2 separate regions of the Homo sapiens genome follow, and region 2 is linked to region 1. A link is a contact called in ENCODE Hi-C or POLR2A ChIA-PET data. All regions are on one chromosome and are shown on one strand. Each heading gives the region's core, a stretch centred on a gene start or an enhancer-like site at or near the end of the contact. The rest is flanking DNA. Distances are from core to core; before and after follow the strand shown.

Region 1 (2,708 bases), core at 129-2,628:
CTGGCCAATAGACAAACTATGGTACATCCATATAATGGAATACTAGTAGGCATTTAAAAGGAATTAACTATTAATAAACACAAAGACATGAATGAATCTCAAATGCTAATTATTTTAAGTAAAAGAAGCTAGACTCACTGCACTCCTGCCTGGGCAACAGAGTGAGACCCTGTCCCTGAGGGAGTGCTAGACTCAAAAAGACTGTAAGTCCATTTATATAATATACTAGTTAAGACAAAAATGTAGAAATGGAAAGCAGATCAGTGCTTGCCAGGGCCTAGAGGTTGGGGGCAGAGTTTATCCACAAAGGGACATCATTGAAGGAATATAACAGGGTAAATGGAAGTTTTCTGTGTCTTCTACACAGTAGGTTACAAAAACCATTCATTTTTCAGAACTTAGAAACTATATATCCAAAATAAATGAATAGTCAGTTCCTCAAAAGGTTAAGCAATAGAGTCACCATATGGTTCAGTAATTTCACTCCTAGGCACGTATTCAACAGAAAAATAAAAAGCATGTCCATGTAAAACTTGTACACAAATGTTCACATCAGCATTATATATAATAGCAAAAAAGTGGAGATAAATGTCCATCAACTGTTAGATGGACAAATTGTGGCATATCAATACAATGGAATTTTATTTGGCAATAAAAAGAAAGTGGTGATACATGTACATTACGGATAAACCTTGAAAACATTATGGTAAGTTAAAGAAGCCAATCACCAAAGACTGTATATCATGTGATTCTGCTTATATGAAATGTCCAGAATAGGTAAATCCATAGAGGCAGAAAGTAGATTAGTGGTTGCCTAAGCTGAAGGGAGAGGTGGGAGGAAGGAGGGTGACTGCTAAAGGATCCTGGGTTTCTTTTTGAGATAAACCAAACATTCTAAAACTGTGGTGATGGATGCACAACTCTGGATATTAAGTATAATTTAATACAGTTAACTGTACATTTGTACATTTTAATTGGCTGAATTTTATGGTGTGTGAATTATATCTCAATAATGCTGTTACCAAAAAAAGTAAATATTATTGCATGTAATTTAAAAATAATATTAGAACTCCATGGTGAGACAAGCATCTTATCTGTTCTACCACTCTCACCCCAGGATCCAGAATATTGCAGAAAGAAGTCATAAACTCAAAATGTTTCATCATCATGATCCGGTTCAATAGACTTAAAAAAAGTATGGCTTGCCAAGCACAGTTTCACGTGCCTATAGTCCCAACTACTCAGGAGTCTGAGGCAGAAGGATCCCTTGAGCCCATGAAGTTCAAGGCTGAAATGCACTATGATTATGCCAGGCTGCTCTCCAGGCAGATCCCATCTCTTACAAAAAAAAAGAAGTAGTATGGCTTATCCTGCGAATCTACACAAACAAAGAGAATTGTTATGCAACAGTAACAGTAAAACAGGCACCACACAGGAAAACAGCTGGGCTTGGGCGGCAAACTACGTTCTTTTTCAATGACAGGAAAAAAGCAATATAGGATCATCCACACTCCTCAAATCTTGCTTAATGACTTCACAAGATGGAAACCACCCAACCTGCTTTTTGACACTACTCCTGACAAACTTCTCTCTTCACTAGTATCAAGAAAAGATCCTTCTCCACAGCCAATAAACCCAAGTCAAAGCACGCTTATACTAAATCAGATGAAGACTGTCAATATACCTAAGGAGAGATTTAGTTACGGTACCTAGAAATAAGTCGACGTATTTTCAGATAAAAAAGAGATCAAAGTTTAACGGTAAAAATAACTTCACAAAGTGAAAAATCATGGTTAACTATCAATGAAAAACATCCTCCCAAAGTGCTGGGATTACAGGCATGAGCCACCGTGCTTGGTCAAGAATTTCATCTTAATTTAAATCACTGCAGGATAAAATATGCAATAGGGCCGAGCACGGTGGCTCACGCCAGTAAACTCGGCACTTTGGGAGGCTGAGGTGGGCAGATCACTTGAGGTCAGGAGTTCAAGACCAGCCTGGCCAACGTGGCAAAACTCTGTCTCTACCAAAAAATACAAAAGTTAGCCAGACATGGTGGTGGGCATCAGTAATTCCAAGCTACTCAGGAGGCTGAAGTGGTAGAATCACTCGAACCCAGGAGGTAGAGGTTGCAGTGAGCCGAGATTGCACCACTACACTCTAGCCTGGGCAACAGGGTCTCAGGAAAAAAAAAAAAACAACAAAAAAAAACCGAGGGAGGGAGGGAGTAAGGAAGGAACAAAGAAAGAAAGGAAGGAAGGGAGGGTGGGAGGGAGGGACTCATTCCAACAGACATTCCTCCAACTTTAAATCAATGTAATCAATACCACTTTGAGTGAAACTGATCAAACAGCTACAAATTTCACCTTTATGTTATTATTATATTTATTACATCATTATATTGTCCAAGAACGTATCATAAATACTTTCTTGAATCAAATAATTTGTATTCTGCAACACAGGCAGGGAACTACAATAAAGTACACCCAGACCTTCAGAGTATAACTGGTAACAAAAAAAACCTTTCTTTTCATCACACTTGAGAGCTCGGCCATCTGTTAAAGTTATAAGTTATATACAAAAAACTTATAAATGAAATCATAAATTACAAATTAAAAAATGGGATAAGCTTGAGAAGATTTATGAAACATGCACCAAAGCCCAATTAAGATGCTGTGAATTCTCAGGCCTAGAAAGCAACTAAAGAA
Region 2 (2,708 bases), core at 106-2,605, 94 kb after region 1:
CAGCCTCCCGAGTAGCTGGGACTACAAGCGCGCGCCACCATGCCCAGCTAATTTTTGTATTTTTAGTAGAGACGGGGTTTCACCATGTTGGCCAGGATGGTCTCTATATCTTGACCTTGTGATCCACCCACCTCGGCCTCCCAAAGTGCTGGGATTACAGGTGTTAGCCACCAAGCCCAGCCCTTTTTCTTTCTTTCTTTTTTTTAGAAATTTTTTATTTCCATACGTTTTTAGGAAACAGGTGGTATTTGGTTATATGAGTAAGTTCTTTAGTGGTGACTTGTGAGATTTGGGTACACCCATCGCCCAAGAAGTATACACTGAACCCAATTTGTGGTCTTTTATCCCTCACTCCCTTCCCATCCTTTCCCCTTGAGTCCCCAAAGTCCATTGTGTCATTCTTATGCCTTTGCATCCTCGTAGCCTAATTCCCACTTATGAGTGAGAACATACGATGTTCGGTTTTCCATTCCTGAGTTACTTCACTTAGAATAATGGTCTCCAATCCTATCCAGGTTGCTGTGAATGCCATTAATTCTTTCCTTTTTTATGGCTGAGTAGTATTCTATTGTGTGTGTGTGTGTGTGTGTGTGTGTGTGTGTGTGTGTGTGTGTGGTGTGTGTGTATTTCTTTATCCACTCATTGATTGATGGTAACCCCTTATTTTTCTGTTGGAGAAACTGGGGCTCAGAAAAGGGAAGGAATCTTGTTAAAAGCTACAAAAGAAATTGCCAGCAGAACTCCAGTCCCAGAAATCCATTAAGTAAGCACTTAATAAGTGAGTTAAATTTCTTAAATTTCTATGTGAATAATAAACATATATTGAACAATTATTACGTGCCAGCAACTGTGCTAAGTACTTCATAGACATTATCTCATTTACAATTTAAAAATATGCAAAAGATGTGTTAGAATTCCCATTTAACAAAAAGGGAAACTGCAGCTCTGAAGGCTGGGCGTGGTGGCTCATACCTGTAATCCCAGCACTTTGGGAGGCTGAGGAGAGGAGAATCACTTGAGCCTAGGAATTCAAGACCAGCCTGGGCAAAATGGTGAAACCCTGTCTCTACCAAAAATACAAAAATTAGCTGGGCTTGGTAGCATGTGCCTGTAGTCCCAACTACTTGGGAGGCTACGGTGGGAGGATCGCTTGACCCCAGGAGGCAGAGGTTGCAGTGAGCTGAGATCACGCCACTGTACTCCAGCCTGGGTGACAGAGTGAGATGGTCTTTAAAAGAAAAAAAAAAAGAAAAAACGAAGTCACTTGATGAAGTTTATAGAACTAGTTTATAGTTGGGGTGGGGTTTAAACCCAGGTCACTCAAACACCAGATTCTGAACACATTACTCAGTCTCCTTCTGAACTTAGGGCCAAGGGCGTGGGGCAGGGATTATCAGCTCCATTCTTGCAGATATCAGGAGCTGAGAAATGTGAAGTAACTTGCCCAAGTCAGGAAACTGAGGGGCAAGAACTAGAACTCACATTTTCAGGCACCCAGTCCAGAATTCCTTCAGCTTACTCACTGCCTTCTAACCAACATCTAAAAAACAGAAAGACTGGCTCCTGTCAGCCCGAGTCAGCCATCTCACTGGGCAAGGAGAGGGTACGCCCTTCAGCTGTCTGCATCCCAGGATTCGGTCTCCAGGAGGTGGACCCGGGGCCTATTCCAAGCGTCTCTTTGGGTTTTTCTGCCCTCTGGTGGTAAATCTTGAAACTAGCAAGAAACAGCTTGCCTGAACTTCCCAGCACGCTTCCTCTGTAGAACAAAGTTTTTGCCTTAGTGCTCTGGGAAAAAAAATGGAAATGGTACAAGAGGTTGAGGCAGCCAAGCATGGTGGCTCACACTGTAATTCCAGCACGTTGGGAGGCCAAGGTGGGAGGATTGCCTAAACCCAGGACTTCAAAACCAGACTGGTCAACATGGTGAGACCCTCATCTCTATAACAACTAAAAAATTAGCCAGGCGGTCCCAGCTACTCAGGAGGCTGAGGCAGGAGGATTGCTTGAGCCCAGAAGGTTGAGGCTGTAGTGAGCCGTGATTGCAACACTGTTCTCCAGCCTGGGTGACAGAGCGAGACCTTGTCTCAAAAAAATAATACATAAATAGGTTGGGTGTAGTAGCTCACTCCTGTAATCCCAGCACTTCGGAGGCCAAGGCGGGCAGATCACCTGAGGTCAAGACTTTGAGACCAGCCTGGCCAATATGGTGAAACCCCGTCTCTACTAAAAGTACAAAAGTTAGCTGGGCATGGTGGCAGGCGCCTGTAATCCCAGCTACTGGAGAGGCTGAGGTAGGAGAATTGCTTGAACCCTGGAGGTGGAGGGTGCAGTGAGCTGAGATGCCACTGCACTCCAGCCTGGGTGACAGAGTAAGATTCTGTCTTGAAAAAAATAAAAATAAATAAATAAATAAATAAAAGAGTTGGCTGGGTATGGTGACTCATGCCTGTAATTCTAACTCGGAGGCTGAGGCAGGTGGATCACCTGAGGTCAGGAGTTCGAGACCAGTCTGACCAACATGGTGAAACCCCGACTCTAATTTAAAAGAAAAAAAAATATATATATATACACATAAAAATTAGCTGGGCATGGTGGTGGACACCTGTAATCCCAGCTACTCAGGAGGCTGAGGCAGGAGAATCGCTTGAATCCAGGAGGCGGACGTTGCAGTGAGCTGAGATGGCGCCATTGCACTCCAGCCTGGGCTA

Evidence for each region. A loop is a pair of places that touch in the nucleus more often than their neighbours do. ChIA-PET counts read pairs that join two places held with the same protein, here RNA polymerase II (POLR2A). Pooled maps may share reads with other maps.
Region 2: a map of heart left ventricle shows a loop between it and region 1 (2.1-fold over the local background). The contact joins two enhancer-like sites. A Hi-C loop is called at or near these places in 2 of 168 maps with a recorded cell type or tissue (heart left ventricle and right cardiac atrium) and 1 of 50 pooled maps. POLR2A ChIA-PET finds 5 or more read pairs at or near these places in 4 of 52 experiments (AG04450, PC-3, activated B cell and 1 more).

The regions. Positions count from the first base shown.
Region 1 is chr1:21,099,378-21,102,085 of GRCh38, forward strand. The region is part of intron 2 of EIF4G3 (eukaryotic translation initiation factor 4 gamma 3); the gene reads right to left. Among named protein-coding and RNA genes, the nearest start is that of EIF4G3, 76 kb to the right of the region's middle. Within about 2 kb of position 1,379, at least 2 of the 41 ENCODE cell types and tissues checked have a DNase peak (open chromatin) inside an H3K27ac peak, as active enhancers do.
Region 2 is chr1:21,193,661-21,196,368 of GRCh38, forward strand. No RefSeq gene overlaps it. Among named protein-coding and RNA genes, the nearest start is that of EIF4G3, 18 kb to the left of the region's middle. Within about 2 kb of position 1,356, at least 2 of the 41 ENCODE cell types and tissues checked have a DNase peak (open chromatin) inside an H3K27ac peak, as active enhancers do.